Regions from separate parts of the Mus musculus genome. Here region 1 is linked to region 2. A link is a loop called in an ENCODE intact Hi-C map of the cell type or tissue named here. Cell type or tissue: gastrocnemius. All regions are shown on one strand.

The links. Peaks named below come from ENCODE experiments on the same cell type or tissue, not always from the same donor. Only the 100,000 strongest peaks of a DNase experiment are listed, where the experiment ranks them.
Region 1: a loop joins it to region 2, with 7 times the contacts of the local background. A loop is called at or near these places in 6 of 42 quality-filtered maps.

Annotation. Positions count from the first base shown.
Region 1 is chr11:4,472,296-4,480,295 of GRCm38, reverse strand. No RefSeq gene overlaps it. Among named protein-coding and RNA genes, the nearest start is that of Hormad2, 35 kb to the right of the region's middle. In gastrocnemius, no CTCF peak of the experiment used is centred here; DNase peaks (open chromatin) are centred at 3,828 and 4,100.
Region 2 is chr11:6,163,385-6,171,384 of GRCm38, reverse strand. All of the region lies in intron 2 of Nudcd3 (NudC domain containing 3), which reads left to right. Among named protein-coding and RNA genes, the nearest start is that of Nudcd3, 33 kb to the left of the region's middle. In gastrocnemius, no CTCF peak of the experiment used is centred here; a DNase peak (open chromatin) is centred at 4,795.

The sequences.
Region 1 (8,000 bases), 1.7 Mb after region 2:
GATTTAGTCATTCATTATGTGCCTAGGTGCATGTGTTGTTTGTGACATGGCACATGTGTGGCAATCAGAGGACAATCTAGCATTCAGTTTGCTCTTTCCATATGTGATTTGGGGATCAAAATTGTCATGCCTGGTGACAAGCACTTTTGTCATCTGCACCATTCTGTCAGCCCAGTCTTGGTAAATACAGTGCCACAAAGCCTCACTGCTGGCTTTTCTGTCAGGAGCCTCACCACTTCAAGGATCGGATGCAGAGATAAGTGACAGACAGCATCAACCAGATGGCGTGGGGTCCTACTTCCAGTTGCACTTGGCTCCTTCCCCTGGTCCTAAGGCCTGAAAAGCAAGTTCTTAAAGCCTCTTCCTCCAGAAGAGCTTCTTGTCTTCCTGCCCTTCGTTTTCCTAGAAGGCCAACTCCCATGCCATTCCTTCACTGGTTCTTAAGGCCCCAGGGGCCAACCCCCACCCGTCTGGCTTTCTTGTCCTTACAGCGCACCTGCACTGATGCTCCCAGACCTGACGCTGCCCCTGTACTGGACCCTTGCTGCTCCCTAGTGCACGAGTCCTCAAGTCCCGGCTCTCTGACCAGGAACACTTGCTTCCTAGAAGACTGAGCAATCAGGCTAGGGGTAGCTCAGTGTTGGGACATTTCTTAACATCAGTAACCTGAGTCAACAAGTTCACACACATATACACACGTACTTACGAGACCACCAAAATGCCTCCGCTGGTAAGAACTTGTTAATAAGCATGACAAGCTAAGCTTGATCCCCCCAGAACCTACATGGTAGATTGAGAGAACTAACCATTGTGCCTCCACATGGGAGCAAGGCAGGAGTACCCACATATAGGAACAACATGAAAAAGATAGACTGGGAATCCTGTCTTGACACTGTATCACTTCAAGCCTTATTGAGAGCCTTTGACGTGGATGGGGGCAGTAGAGCAGAGGGGCAGCCAGCTTTGTTCAGGGCTGTGCTCCTTTGGAGTCTGATCATGCTCCAATGCGTGGCAACACACCAGTGCTTATATGAGCAACACAAATTGAACTCTGAGTTATATGAGAGAATGGAGAGGGGAGGGAAAGCGCGAGAGCTGGGCTATGAAACTGGGAAGGGAGAGTATGAATTGGGAGAGTTGAGGTGGATCTGGGTGGATTTAGGAGAAAAAAAGGGTAATATTAAAATACATACACATATATGAAGTATCAAAGGATAAAAATTATATTTACAAGCAAGAATCAGAGGGCTTGAGAGATGGCTCAGTGATTAAGAGCACTGGCTGCTCTTTCAGAGGATCTGAGTTCAGTTTTTAGCACCCAAATGGTGGCTCGCCATTGTCGGTAACTCGGTTCCAGAGGATAGAGCTCTGCCTTCTGGCATCATTGAGCACTTCAAAACTACAGTGCATATATATACATATACACTCAGGCATATTTTAATATAGTGTATATATGTATTTTACCTGCATGTATGACTGTACCACATGTATGCCTGGTGCCTGCAGAAGTCTGAAGAGGGCTTCAGATCCCCTGGGACTGGAGTTAAGGAATCATTTGTGGACCACCATATAGGTTCTTGGAGTCAAACCCAGGTCTCCTAGAAGAACACTCAGTGCTCTAAACCACCAAGTCGTCTCTCTAGTTCCCTAAACTTATGTTACTGTCTAAGCATAAATGCTTGCATGTGTATTCCTGGTGCCTACAGAAGCCAGAAAAGGGGATTAGACCCCCAAAACAGAGTTACAGACAACTGTGAGATACCTTCAAGTACTGAAACTTGAACTTGTGTCCTCTGGCAGAGCAGCCTGTACTCTTCAGTTGAATCATTTCTTCAACACCCACCGCAAACAAAGTCTTAACTGACCAAAAAAAAAAAAAATTCTCTTTTAAAATTAGTCTTGTTTTGCAGTGCTGGAGAGGGAACCAGGTCATAAGCTAGGCTGGTGCTCTGCTGCTGAACTGGGTCCTCAGCCCTTAGCTTAATGAAGAAAATTGCATTGTTTATTATGTGCATGGTTTGGGGAATGTATGTACATTGTAGTGTGGCTAAACTGAGTTAATTATCACTTTTTGTAATGAGAAAATTTAAAATCTGAGTGATACTCACTCAGTAACACAGTTCATTACATTACTAGCAGCTCGGGAGCTCTTCTAACGGAAACCTATATCCTTTGGCCCCATTACCCGGGGCTTTGTTAAAGCAAGTATTCTTTAACAAGATGGACGTGCAACTCCAAGCTGAGTGTTAGCACAAAACATATATTTTAGGTGTTTAGCTCTCAAAATTATGCATTGCACAGTAACATAGCTCTTCATGATTAGTTTTGTGATATTCAGTCTTGCTTTCCTCTATACCCCTTTAACTTTGATATTCTGATCACCCTTCATGAAGCACCTAGCTGGTTATCCCTATGTAGAGCTAAAGGGCTCCTTCGCATCCCCGTTGCCCAGTGGCTGTCCTATGAGAGCACTTTCCTATGAACTGCTACATGCTTTGGGGACTGTTAGCTCTGGTGTACATCACCCACACCAGGAGTTTCTGCCACCGCTTTATGATAGGGGTCAGAGACAGGTGGCAGCGAGTGGTGAGCACTGGGCCAGGAAGGTATTCAAGAGGAGAGTTGCTTGGACAGTGTTCCGTGCTCTACAGCCTACTGACTGTGGGAGCATAGCTCAGAGAAAGAAGAAAACCCATGGAAATGTCTAGTCAAATTAGGCTAGTGTGAGTCTGGGCAGGAGTGCCAGAGCACAGGTCTCTCGAGTGAGGAATGGCAGCGAAGGTGTTAAAAATGTATGCCAAAACGCATCTCCAGTCAGGCCCTCACAGGTCCTCCTTCCACCCACGCTCACAGAGGGTGAATTGAGATGGAGACAGGCTCAGGTTAACTACAGCTCCTGCTGCAGTAGTACATCCCACGAATTTCTTGTCCAGCCAGTGAGGGTGTGGGATGGGGCGGAGAAGAAGACAGGACACAGGCGGCAAGCTGAAGTAAGCAGTACAGCTGTAAGATGTCCTTGGCATGGTAAAGAGCCTAAAACAGGGGAGGGTCTTAAGAGCAATTCTGGTATGAACACGCTGGGCCTGCTTGGTGGTATAGGTGTAATACCAGCTTCTATTCATCAAGGCAGGAGGATAGCCAGTTCATGGCCTGCCTATCGTGGACAACTTAGAGCCTAGCTTGGTTTTGTTTGTTTTGTTTTGTTTAGGGATGGAGTTATAACGCTGTTGTAACAGTGTTACATGTTGAGGTGTTTGGCTAGCACACTCAAGGTCCTAGATACAATCCCCACTAACACACACACACATACAACTGACTGCAATGCACTGAATTTGCAGAAGCAAGTTGCATTAAGTTGCCTGTGAAACAGTCCACATTTCAATAAATAATTAAGTAATCACTAACTGTTTGGTTCCTTGTGGGGCGCTGTGCTCACTTCTGTAACTTCTAGGACTAATGGGGCCAGTCTATATTTAAAAATCAGTTTCCAAGCTAGGTTTTTTTCTCTAAGGAACTCAAATTCACTAAATATATATAGTTCCTGCTTTTAAACAAACAAAACTCATTAGTTTGCAACTGATTCTGCTAGTGACTATAAAGAGCTGTCTGGAAGCCAGGGACTGGGACCCAGTATGTGGGACCTACTGCTTAGACTCCTACATTGCTTAGTTCAAGTAGCTTTGACCACTGCCCTCTGCTTTCATTGCTCATCTGTGAGGATTTGTGCAGTCTCTTGTTCAATCAGGCTGCTGAGAGCCAGTAAGGAAGTAGGTTATGTTTAGCAAAGTCTGCTTGGTTGGCAGCGTGAGGCCAGCACCATGCCAGTCTCTGTGCCCGTCTCTTTAGCCTGCCAGCTCCAGACACTAGCAACTCCTCTTACTATACCTGCAAACCCAGAGAGCAAGGGAATGCTAAAGGGTGGAGGGGGTGGGAGGAGGTGTTGCCTAAGACAGGCTTTCTGCCAGTGGCAGTGAGCTCTTCCCTGGCTTTGGGAAGTCCCCAAGAGATGGACTCTATAAGAGGCTTCACTTGCCAGCCCAGGTGAGATTACCTGGGACAGCCAGGACTCTGGCAACCTCACCTCCAAACTGCCAGCGACCAGTGACCATCGTGCTCCTGGTGGGAGAGCAGAAGCATGGCTCATAGCCAGTTTGTGTTTCCTTTCTCCTGTTGCCTGGCCTTTGGCACACAGAGCTGAACCGAACCCCAAAAGGGATAGAGAAGTAGGGTCTGGCCTCTGGTAACATCACCGTGATACTTAATGCTTGTCCAACTTGAACTGTGGCTTGAACTGTGAGGGAGCGTATTGCTCCAATCTTAAAAGCAGCTGTCCCCCTGCCTCCCGAAGCCTCACTGCATGTCTGTGACAAAGCCCCTCCCACCACGCTGTGCCTCAAGCTACTTTAGCTTCTTTCCTTTCCCCTCTCCTCTCCAAATTCTTCCTGCCTCTGTAAAAAATCCAGAATGCCAGCTTCACACCAAGGCATAGAGAATACATGAGCCAGACACAGCAAAGACATCCATTGGCAAGTCCTTGACTGCACGAGTGGGTTTTGGAAAATCTTGAGAGTTTGAAAGCATGCATTGTACAATCCCATCCTTAAGAAACTTAAAATGAGGAAGGAAAAGTATTCTGTAATGGATACAGAATATGGCAACAGACATCACTAAGACCAAGGTTGTCTAGTAGGAATGGGCAGATCTCGGGGGCCGGATGGGGTTTCTGGAGAGCAGAGGATGCTCCATGGCCAGGGAGGTAGACGGCATCAATACACCTAGAACCATCCATCGGCCTCTGGAGATGTGCCTCTGTTTCACAAAGATGACAGTAACAACCCCTCTCCACAGCCCTGCTCTGGACACTTCTCAGAACACTGGCCTTAGTGTAGAAAACGGGTTGGAGGGTGTCTTAGCTAGTGTTACTGTACTGTGATGAAACCCCATGACCAAAGAAACTCAGAGAGAAAAGATTTACTCAGCCTATGCTTCCATTTCGCTGTTCATCATCAAAGAAAGTCAGGGCAGGAACTCAAGCAGGGCAGGAACCTGGAGGCAGGAGCTGGTGCAGAGGCCAAGGAGGGTGCTGCTTACTGGCTTGCTCCCCATGGCTTGCTCAGCCTGCTTTCTCGTAGAACCCAGGACCACCAGTCCAGTGCTGTCACCACCCACAATGAACTATACCTTTCATCAACCACTAATTTAAAAAATGCCCTTCAGGCCTGCCTACCTTGAAATCTTAGGGAGGCATTTCCTTAATTAAGGCTCCACCTCACTGATGACTCTAACTTGTGGCAAGTTGACATAAAACTAGCCAGCATAGGGAGCTATCAGTTTGAAGTTAGCCTAAGTACCAGATGACTCTGGATCAGTGAACCAGGGACTCATACCTCCTCCATTCCTTCCATGGGGAGTCTAATTCTGAGTGGAGCAGAGACAAGTCTGAAGTAGTGACCTTATCTGACCTAGGTGTGGGATTTCAGGGGGAGTTTGTGGTTTGTTTGAGACAAGGTATCACTCTGTAGCCCAGTATGGCCTGGAACTTATTATATACGGACTATGCTGGCCTTAAACTCACTTCTGAGTACTGGTATTACAGGCATGAGCCACCAGTCCCCAGTCTCCTAAGTGGGGGATCTCGATCCACACTTCAGGACCAGCACCTTTAGAAAGAAGGTCTAGGCATGGCTGCTTATCTATACGATGTGGTCATCTAGCAGTTACCTTTGATTGCATTGAAGTTGCCAATCACACAGCAATAGCAGTCTCTGCTTCCGTCAGATCCGCATTAGGCTGGCAAGCTTGGATCTTTGCCCTCTTGAGGGACCGCGGAGAAAGAAGGATACTGAGAGCCAGTCAGGAAAGTGGCCTCTCGGGAAGTGAGTGCCGCTCAGGCCTGGAGCTGAAGAGAGAAAGAGGAATGTGGGAAGACAATTGCTGTCAAACAGCAGCCCACTAAGACAGACACCATTCCCATGTTACAGACGAAGAACGGAGTCTCGGGAGATCATCTGCATCACATAGGGCAGACTGAGGGTTTTACCGCCAGTCCGCCTGATCCAAAGGCTGTACCTGGGATCGCCATCAGTAGGAGACAGGCAGACGAGCACATGGGAGCTCGTCTACACCAATGCTGGAAGGCAGAAGATGAAGGGAGAGGTCAATCAAAGATGGCAGCCAGCTGTGACAGTCTGCTGTGATCAGTCCGTTGGACAGTTACTGAAAATATGCCCAGGTCGGGGCTGAAGAGAAGGTTCAACTGTTAAGAGCACTGACTGATCTTCCAGAGGACTCAGGTTCAATTCCCATCACCCACACGGCGGCTCACAACTGTAACTCCAAAGTCTAACACCTCACAGACAAACATGCAGAGAAACATCGATGCACGTAAGATAAAATTTTTTTTTTTTTTTTTTTTTTTTGGTTTTTTCGAGACAGGGTTTCTCTGTGCAGCCCTGGCTGTCCTGGAACTCACTCTGTAGACCAGGCTGGCCTTGAACTCAGAAATCCGCCTGCCTCTGCCTCCCAAGTGCTGGGATTAAAGGCGTGTGCCACCATGCCCGGCTGATAAATAAATTTAAAAGGAAAGAAAAATATGCCCAGGTAGAGAAAAGGGAAGGGTGTGTTTGAGGGGATGGGGGAAAAAAGGCATTCATTTAAACTTGATACATTCTACTTCAATAAATAAAACTGGTTGGTTAAATAAAAATGAACATGGAATTAATTCTCTGCCTAGAACCTCTGCTCTGAGGCCCGAGCCGCAATCCTTACATTCCCGGATACCCTCCCCCACGTCTCTCCTGTGTGCTGGTAGGTGTTTTTACTCGCCTATGGTGGTTTGTATTGCCTGTTACCCTGGCAGGATATGAAATCACATGGAGACAGAGCTCTGGGAGCATCTGTAAGGAAGTTTGTTGCCTGGGCTACCTGAGGTGTGAGCAGGGTTCCCCAACTGAATAAAATAGGCTGAGCATCAGTGTTCTCTCTCTGCCTCCTGACTGCAGGTGCAGCAGGACAGCCGCCTCCACCACAGGAGGCTGGACCCTAGCACAGAGAGTGGAAGCAAACTTTCTTAGTTGCTGTTCTCAAGTATTTTGTCCCAGACATTCGGAAAATAACTAGTTCACCGTTCCACCCTCTTTCCTTAGAAGTGGCCCTTGCCAGCTCATTCTCCTCATCTTCCCAGACCCTTTCCCCCTTGTGTTTGCAGCAGCCCTACCAATAGTGAAGCCCACTGTAAGAGGAGCAGCACTTCACAGAGGCAGTCTCTGCAGTGCCTGGGCCCTTACACTGAGCAGTGGCCCACCCTGTGTCTGCGCTGCAAATCCTGATACCTTTAGAGAGAGGCCTCATGTATTTTGGTGGTTGTCCCTATAGGTATGTCCACAGTGCAGTACTATGGGCCAGTGAGTGACAGTCCCTCCCTTCTGTGAGATGCTGTGTCATTTCCAGCTGGGAAGAGCTTTTAATCACAGGGAGACGTGGGGAGCGCGAAAATATGCTTCCTTTGTTTCTGTGAAATACACTGTTTTATGTGCAGTTTTATGTTTCTTCCTGGGTAATAACTTAGGAGGGAACCCTTGGGAACACAACATAGGAGTAACAAATTATGGGCCATTAACTGTGCCTAATTGTTTCTTTATGGCTTACAGTGGAGGCTTGTCTCAGCTGCTCTGCCATTCAGTTACCAGTAGTGAAGGAAGGCTGCTTAAATACAGTCTGGAGTGCCTCGAGGGACCGAGGGACAGAGGAAGGAGCCACAGGAAATCCTGGTACCACCTGGTACCATCAAGACCTCACCCAGTAACAAGACCTCTCACCAACTTGGGAAAACTGAGCCCTTTCCCCGAGGTCTCAGCTCCTTCTGGAGAGGATTCACAGAACTTGGTCTCACTGGCCTTCCAGGGCGCCAAACCTCTGCCAATTCCTGCTCGGTTCACCAAACCTTGTTTAAAACATAACCTAGGCTAGGGGTGTGTCTCAGTGCCAGTGTACAAATTTAG
Region 2 (8,000 bases):
GGCACGATTATTTGGATACAGATTTCCTGCTATGGTCAAAGCTGTTTGCCTTGAGTGATCGTCATCATTCTCAGGCCGCAGGGAACAGGTTGCAGTCATTTAAGAAATGGTGTGTGTATTAAGATGGTCTATCCATGAAGTCATTCATCAACTGTTTCAATGAACAATGGTTCTGCTTGGAGGGTGGCACAGATGTTAGGTGAGGGTAAGATTCTGGTTCCTTGCCTGTGATGATTTTGAAAAGCATTCATCTCGAAAAAGAGTAACTTATAAGGTCCTCTTCTTCAAAATTGATACAATAATTATAAATACCAGGCAAAACATACATATATTCTTATTCACTGATTTTCTTCTAGTTGATTTGCTGTCTTCTCTTAAAGAACTTACTTTATGTTAGACTTCAGAAAATTTTCTTTCCTTCAGTCACTGAATGTGGCATATGTCATGGCAAATATGTTGAAGTCAGAGGACAATCCAGAGAGAGGTGTCAGCTCACTCGAACCATATGGGGTGGAGGGATCGGCTCTTGGCTGAAAGGTCCTTTACCTTACCTGTCCAGCCATCTCCCTGGCCTCACAAATGGAATCTTTATTTTTTCCCCCCTTAATACTGATTTGTGTGTGTGTCTCCATGAGTATATGCCGCCTAGGTGCGGGTGCCTGGGAAGGTCAGTAGAGAGCATCAGATCAGGTCTTCTGGAGCTAAAGGTATAGATGGTTGTGAGCGGCCTGATATGAGTGCTGGAAATTGAACTCAGGTCCTCTGCAAGAGCAGCAGGTTTTGACCACTGAACCATCTTCTTAATTTTTTTAAATTATATTTTTACTCTGTGTGCACATGCGTGTATGAATGCATGCATATATGCACAAGTGTGCATGCATGCATGTGTGCAGGCATGTGCATATTTGATTATGGTTGTGTGTCATGACATGCATGTGGAGGTTCTCCCACCTTTCTGGGACCCATTGGGCCCAGACTGGCCTTAAATACTTTGCCTCCTTTCGTCTAGGATTACATTATACCCACCACACTCTGCTTGCTGTATTATGCCTTTAATGTAAAAGTCCCTTCCCAGAACCTTACAAAGAGCACAACAGTGAAGTGCTTTCCCCAGATTCTAAGTCTTGCTCTCTTACTTGGTCCCCTTGTTGAGGAAGGATTAACTTTTGCATCTGTTCTCCCATCAGGCAAGGAATCCATACCCAAGGCCAGCCTGCTCCCACTGAACTCTGTCATTACCCCATCCTCCTCCAGACTCTGGGAAGTCAGTGACTGAGGCCTTTTGTTTGTTTTGTTTTTTTTGAGACAGGGTTTCTCTGTATAGCTCTGGCTATCCTGAAACTCACTCTGTAGATCGGACTGGCCTCGAACTCAAAATCCTCCTCTCTCTGCCTCCCAAGTGCTGGGATTAAAGGCATGCGCCACTATTGCCCGGCAGACTGAGACTTTCTTAAGACTTCTCCAGATCTCTGATGCCTTCCATGGCTGTGGTTTTAGGGACAATAATTTAAGTCATTTAAAAAAAATCTGTTTGTGCACACGTGTGTGCGGATATATGGCTCTCGTCAGACTGGCTTTGACTCACAATATTCTTCCTGAATGCTGGAAATATAAGCGCAGAGCACCCATGCCTAGCCAGGAATTCATTAGAACAACTTAGTGAAATCGTCAGGATTCTATAGATTTTGTTCATTTAGAAAGTCCTCTCTTGCATCAGTTTCACTATTGCACAGAGCCATAATGTGCATCTATAAGAGTAAGTGGCCTTTTGGAATAGGAATGGAATGTCTCTGAACTATCTATCACAGCTGGTTTTCCTCAGAGATGCTCAGAGTAACAAAGGTAGAGGAAGTGAGAGTGAGAGGTCTTTAAAGCACTGTTCTAGAGGAGTGAGTCATTGAATGGACAGTCATGGTCAATGTGCCCGCAGCCCTGTCTCTATCCCTTCTTCCTCATTGTAGTCAGCAGCCAGGTGGCTGTTCTTGTTGCTCTGCCAGCCCTGTGTTCCACTGGCTCCTTCTGACCTGTGTTAAGTTAGATCTTTCTCAGCAAATGAATGACGCTTGCTGTTTCCCACAACCATTTAGGGAAGGAGGCACAGAGACAGAACTACAAGTTCCTGCCTGGTGCAGGCTGCTGCTGGGCTTTGTTGTCTCCTGGGTTTCATGTTGTTCCAGGAAGACACTTGTATGGAGCTGTCCTGACTTGAAGCAGTCTGTTGGACTTGTGGAATGCTGTGCATTCTCCCTCTATATATCCTGCTCTTGGAATTTACCTGAGTCAGGGAGCCCTTTTTCTTTGTTCAAGGGGCTTCTTAACCCTGCCCTTTGAAGGCTTCCTTGACCCTGGTTCTGATCCACTCCACAGCACAGCACAGGGTTGGCAGTGCCGTCTTCATCCATTATGCTTTCCTTTAAACCTTTTCTCCTCCATAGTGTGCTTTGATTCTGTTGTAGGGTTGTGCTGAAGGTACGAAATGTTTGTTCTTTCTCTGGGTAGCTCGCATCAGCTATCAGCGATCACTGTGACTTCCTTTCGTCTTCCTGTTCGTTCTCTTTGTCCATTTTCTATTCAACTGAGCCCTCCTCAGAAGAGGATACTTCCCTCTCTTCTACTTTTCTCCTCTTCTCTCAGACATGGTCAAAGCCCAGGCTGTCTCTTCAGCTTGTTGTGTACCTGAGGATAGCCTTGAACCCCAGTTCTTCCTGCTCTGACCTCCCAGGAGCAGGCATTACAGATGTGCACATCACACCGGCTGCTTCCTTACACACTCAGCTGCCTGCTTTGGGATGTGACTTGATGAGTTGGCCATGTCCATGATGCTTTCTGACGTTCTCTCTCTGGCAGGCCTGTCTTGAAACTTCCCCTTGGGCTGCACTTGATCTGTTCTCTCTCATGAAGCTTAGTTTATATTTATATTCTAGAATTATGTAGAATACATTTCAAAGTAACTATTAATGCCAGATGTACTGGTCCAGGTGTGTAATCCCAGAACTCGGGAGGTAAAGCAGAAGCTTCCATTGTATATTGAGACGTCATCCTCCCCCAGCTCCATCAGAATGGTTTAAAAATTCTAAGAGGGTTGGTGAGAAGGCTCAGTAGTCAGGAGTACTTTCTAGGTCTTTTTAGAGAAGACCCGAGTTTGCTTCCCACACCCACATGGGCTCTTCAGTTCCAAGGGATCCAATACCCTTTTCTGACCTCTGAGGTCATCGGGCAAATGTGTGCTGCACATAATGTGGCAAGATATACATCACATTTACTATTTGAATTCACTTAAATGAACTGTTCAGTGATGTTAAATTAATTCACGTTGTGCTGGTTCCAGAATTCTTTCCATTTCTCTGTGTATCTACTAAGACACAGTTCCCCATCTCTCTTCCTGTAACCCTAGAAACCTCTCATCCTACTGTCTGTCTTTAGGAATTGACCCTTCTGGGTACGTCATGGAGTATTCATCCTTTTGTGACTAGATTGCTTACTTAGTCTACTACCCTTAAGATTCGTCTAGATAATAGAATTTTCTTTACTTTTAATGCCAAATCAGATTTTGTTGTATGGGTAGACCACAGTTCTAGTCATTGACCATTTGGGTGCTTCCATCCTCAGCTGTTGTAAGTGGTGCACTTACATTTATTTACCTTTTTTTTTTTTTTTGGTGGTGGTGTGGTGGCAGGGGGTGGTGAGGGGCGTGTCCTGTTGTTTGGATTTGGAGACAAGGTCTCTTGTATTCCTGACTGGCCTCAAACTCAAGTAGTCAGGGATGACTTTGAACTTCCTGATCTACTTCCACCCACTAAGTGCTGAGACATAGTGCCGTCACACCCAGGGTTATATGGTTCCTGATCTACCTACTTCCACCCACTAAGTGCTGAGACTATAGTGCCGTCACACCCAGGGTTCTATGGTCCTGGGGATCAAACCTCATCCTTCATGCTAGGTAAGCACTCTTATCAGCTGAGCTCCACAGTCTGATTTCTTTTGTTTTGTTTTTTGTTTTTTTTCGAGACAGGGTTTCTCTGTGTAGCCCTGGCTGTCCTGGAACTCACTCTGTAGACCAGCCTCCAAAGTGCTGGGATTAAAGATGTGTGCCACCACTGCCTGGCTGTCTGATTTCTTTCAATATAATTTTGAGAATCAACTCTCAACTCTGTGTGTGTGTGTGTGTGTGTGTGTGTGTGTGTGTGTGTGTGTGTGTGTGTATACATGTGTGCACATGCATAGATACTCCCATACAGATGTACATACACACATATAGATAGATATCAATAATTCATTTGTTTTTATTTTGTCTTTCCCCCCATTAATCTACTTATAGGTATTTAAGTTCGTGATGGATAATCTTTTCTCTATTTTATTACTTTCATTTATTTATTTTTATGTATGGCAGTGTTTGCTTACATGCATGTTATGTTCAACACATGAGTGCCTAGTGGCTGAGGAGGACAAAAGATGGAATTACAGACAGTTGAAAGATGCCATGTGGCTGGGAGCCAGACTCAGTTTCTTGGAAAGAGTAGCAATGCTTTTCATCCCTGAGCTGTATTTTGTTTTATGTGTATGTAGCGTTAATGGGGTCCCGCATCTGCTCCGCCACAGGGCTCAGCTGATCAGGGAGGTGGGACACTGTAAGTCAACTGCGCTTCACTTTGGGGGTGAGGAAACACAGTCTGAGGCACAGGACAGCCGGAGCTGGCTCGGGAGTCCCCAGGCCTGCAAGGAGGCCAGCCTGTCTGATTTTCAGGCTCTTGGACACGCAGGCATCGCTGGAAGCATCGGAAGAGCTGAGAATGGAGTGGGGGCCTGTGGGCTAGATCTGACCCAGAGCCAAGAGGGGAAAGGGAGGAGCTTTGGCTGGTCCCGCAGTGGGAGTTCTCGGTGGTGGCCAAGGCTGATCGAAGAGAGGCCGTCTACTGGAGATCAGACAGTGGCTCTACAGGCAAAGGCCTCCACAGCTCCCTATGGCGGATCCCGATGAAAAGTGGCAGTCCATGGTTTTAAGGCCTTTATTGTCATGGCAGAAAGTGGATGAGTAAAACCATGCCCCACTTCTCAGGGCGGGTCTGAGGTTCAATACCTTTTGCAGGGAGGAGTGTCTGGGAAGGAAAGCTTATTGGCTAAGTCTCCAAGTCTTTAGCTACTTCATTCCAAATGGAGATCTGTCTTGAGCCTATATAATCTGTCACGTCCTCTACATGTGGAGGGGCTTGGTGCGTTGCCCTTATGTGACTGATGGCCACAAATCTATGGAGGGCTGTGGCCTCATTCTAGGAACAGGTGAAATGCCTATGAACACCATAAAAGTCCACCAACTTCCCTGGAGCTGGAGTTAAGTCAGAACCCGACTGAGGCCCTAGGCAAGAGCAGCCCCATTTTTTGCGATGGCTGATCTTGATCTTGTAAGCTTGTTTGGATTGAAAGCCACCTAGAAGAGTAGTGAAACCAGCTAGTAGGTATATCTACCAGTACGTTTCCATGGAGCTTTGACCTAAATCTATTGATGGACTGGCAATGTGAGCAGTCTGTGGTAGGTGGTGGGACTGGAAGATGAGGCCTCACTAGAGGAAGTGGATCTCTGGGATTGCTTTTGGAGATATCAGGGTTCCTTTCTGACACACTTGTGTCTTGGCTGCCATGAGGTGAGTAGTTGTGCCTTACCAAGCCTTCAACCATGCCAGAAACAATACAGGTTGCCAGGTATGAACTGTGTAAATCCTCTGCAACCAGAAGCCAAAATAACTATCTCCTCTTACATTGTTTGTCTAAAGTGGGGGAAGTTTGACTAACACAGTGCTGTTTGCTTGCCTGTTACAAAAGAAGCTGCCACGGAACATTTGTCTGTAAGTTCCAGCGGGGACACACACACTTTGTTACAATCCAGGAATAAAGGCTTTTGTCCATAGCCTTTGCTACCTTGTGCTGTGTTACTGCCCGCACAGCCCACTGTGTGTCGGAGATGCAGTGCTTCCTCATCCTGATCAACATTTGATGCTCTTTTTTTTTTTTTTAATTTTAGACTTTTCTCGTAAGTGTATGCTGGCATGTCATGTGGTTTGACTTGCATTTCCCTAATAAGCAAAGATGGTACAGTTTTTTCTGCCTTCTTTGGTGAAGTGTCACTTCAGATCACTTGCCTAATTTTAAAAATTGAGTTGTTCATTTTTTTAGTAAGTTTTGAGAGTTCCTGTATGCTTTATTAGATATGTAACCCGCAGATAGTTCTTCAGTCTTTGAATTGTCTTTTTGATCTTTTAAAGTTGCTGTTTGTATTTAAGGCTGGGAGAGGTGGGGCTCAAACCCAAGATCTGGTACGTGTGAAACATGCTATACCCCAGCCACCACATTGACTTTAGAAAATTAGAAGGCTTTATTTTTTTATTTTATGTCCATGCATGTTTTGCCTTCATGCATGTCCGTGCATCAAGTGCATGCTTGGTGACCATGGTGGCCAGAAGAGGGTGTTGGATCCCCTGGAACTAGACTTACGGGTGGTTGTGAGCTGCGGTGTGGGTGCTTCGAATCAAACCTGGGTCCTCTGGAAGAGCAGCCCCTACTTCCCGTAACCTCTTAGCCAAACTCAGGCCCAAACAGAACACTTTTGATGGGGTATAGAATGGCACTTTCTTCTTTTATGGATTGCATTTTTCTTGTTGCCACATCTAATCTTTACCCAGCAGAAATATTTTAAAAAATTTTATAGTTTGACTTCTAATTTGGTCAATTAGATTTTATAGTTTGACTTCTAATTTGAGTTAATTAGAATGTGATTCAGGATGTTGCTAGGAGTACATCGCTTTCTGTATGTAGATATCCAGGTGTGGCAGCATTGTTGGTTAAAAGGAGTCTATTGAACCTAGGGACCATCCCTGACTAAGCATGAATGACTTAAGCCCATAGCTTCCATTCATGTTTTCCTCTGACCTTTTCAATGTCCCCTTTGCCATCTCCTTGCTTTTAGTGTGTCTGTATGGTCAGTCTCCCACACCCCATGCCTTCTCCTGTCTGTCCCCGCCATGGTTATTAATCACTTTTACTTCCTGTGTTTCTCTGTTTCTCTGTGTTTTTATTTTAAGTGATTCTCTCACAAGCCATGCTTATGTTTCTTGATGTGAGAGCATATGCCCTTTAAAAACTTTTCAAATTACTTTATGAGAGAGAGAGAGAGAGAGAGAGAGAGAGAGAGAGAGAGAGAGAAAGAGAGAGAGAGAGAACAAACACATGTGCATATTGAGACTTCTGACTAACTTCACTTTACTGTTTGAGACAGGATTGTCACTGGCTGGCCAGTACACCTCAGGCATTTGAGCTCGGGTCCTCCTCTCTGTATGGCAAGCACTCTATGAACTGAGCCATCTCCTCAGTCGTCAGTGGCTTTCCTCTGTTCTTGCGATTTTGACGCTGTCGGCTCTTGTTAACGTGTGTGCTTGGCTCTGTGCACTCAGCCTCTCCCACCAGCAGTGACTTTTCCGCCTTCCTCAGCGTTGTCTTCTTCCCACCCTCGAGCGTGGGTGCTGTGGGTGATGTGTAGCCAGCCTTCGTCTTCCTTCTTGCTGCACTCTTCTCTTGGAGAACACATCTACTCTTAAGAGACTGAGGCCACACAGTTTTGCTACAGTCCGACTTTTCCTTGTTTTCAGTCCTTCAGGTTAGTTGTCCTTATGCCATGGGGTTCTTCAGGTGATTGTATCATCCTTTGACCTTTCTTCTCTGTGAGGCTTTTACCATCCCCCCTTGCCCAAGCTCAGATCCCAGCCAGACTTCATTGTGATTTCTTCTGAAAAGAGTGACATATTTTTTAAAGAGAAAGACCTACAGATACTTTTCTGTTATTCTGGCACGAGCCTGGTAGAATAGAGTAACAAGTGGACAATGCCTCTAGTTTATCTACTTAATGGAAGCAGGGCTTCAGATGTGTGGTGTCGGTTGTGGAGAGTAGGTCTGTATAATTGCGCTGATGTAGAATGTAGACTCAGGATATGTCGATCTTGGACTGTGTCTTA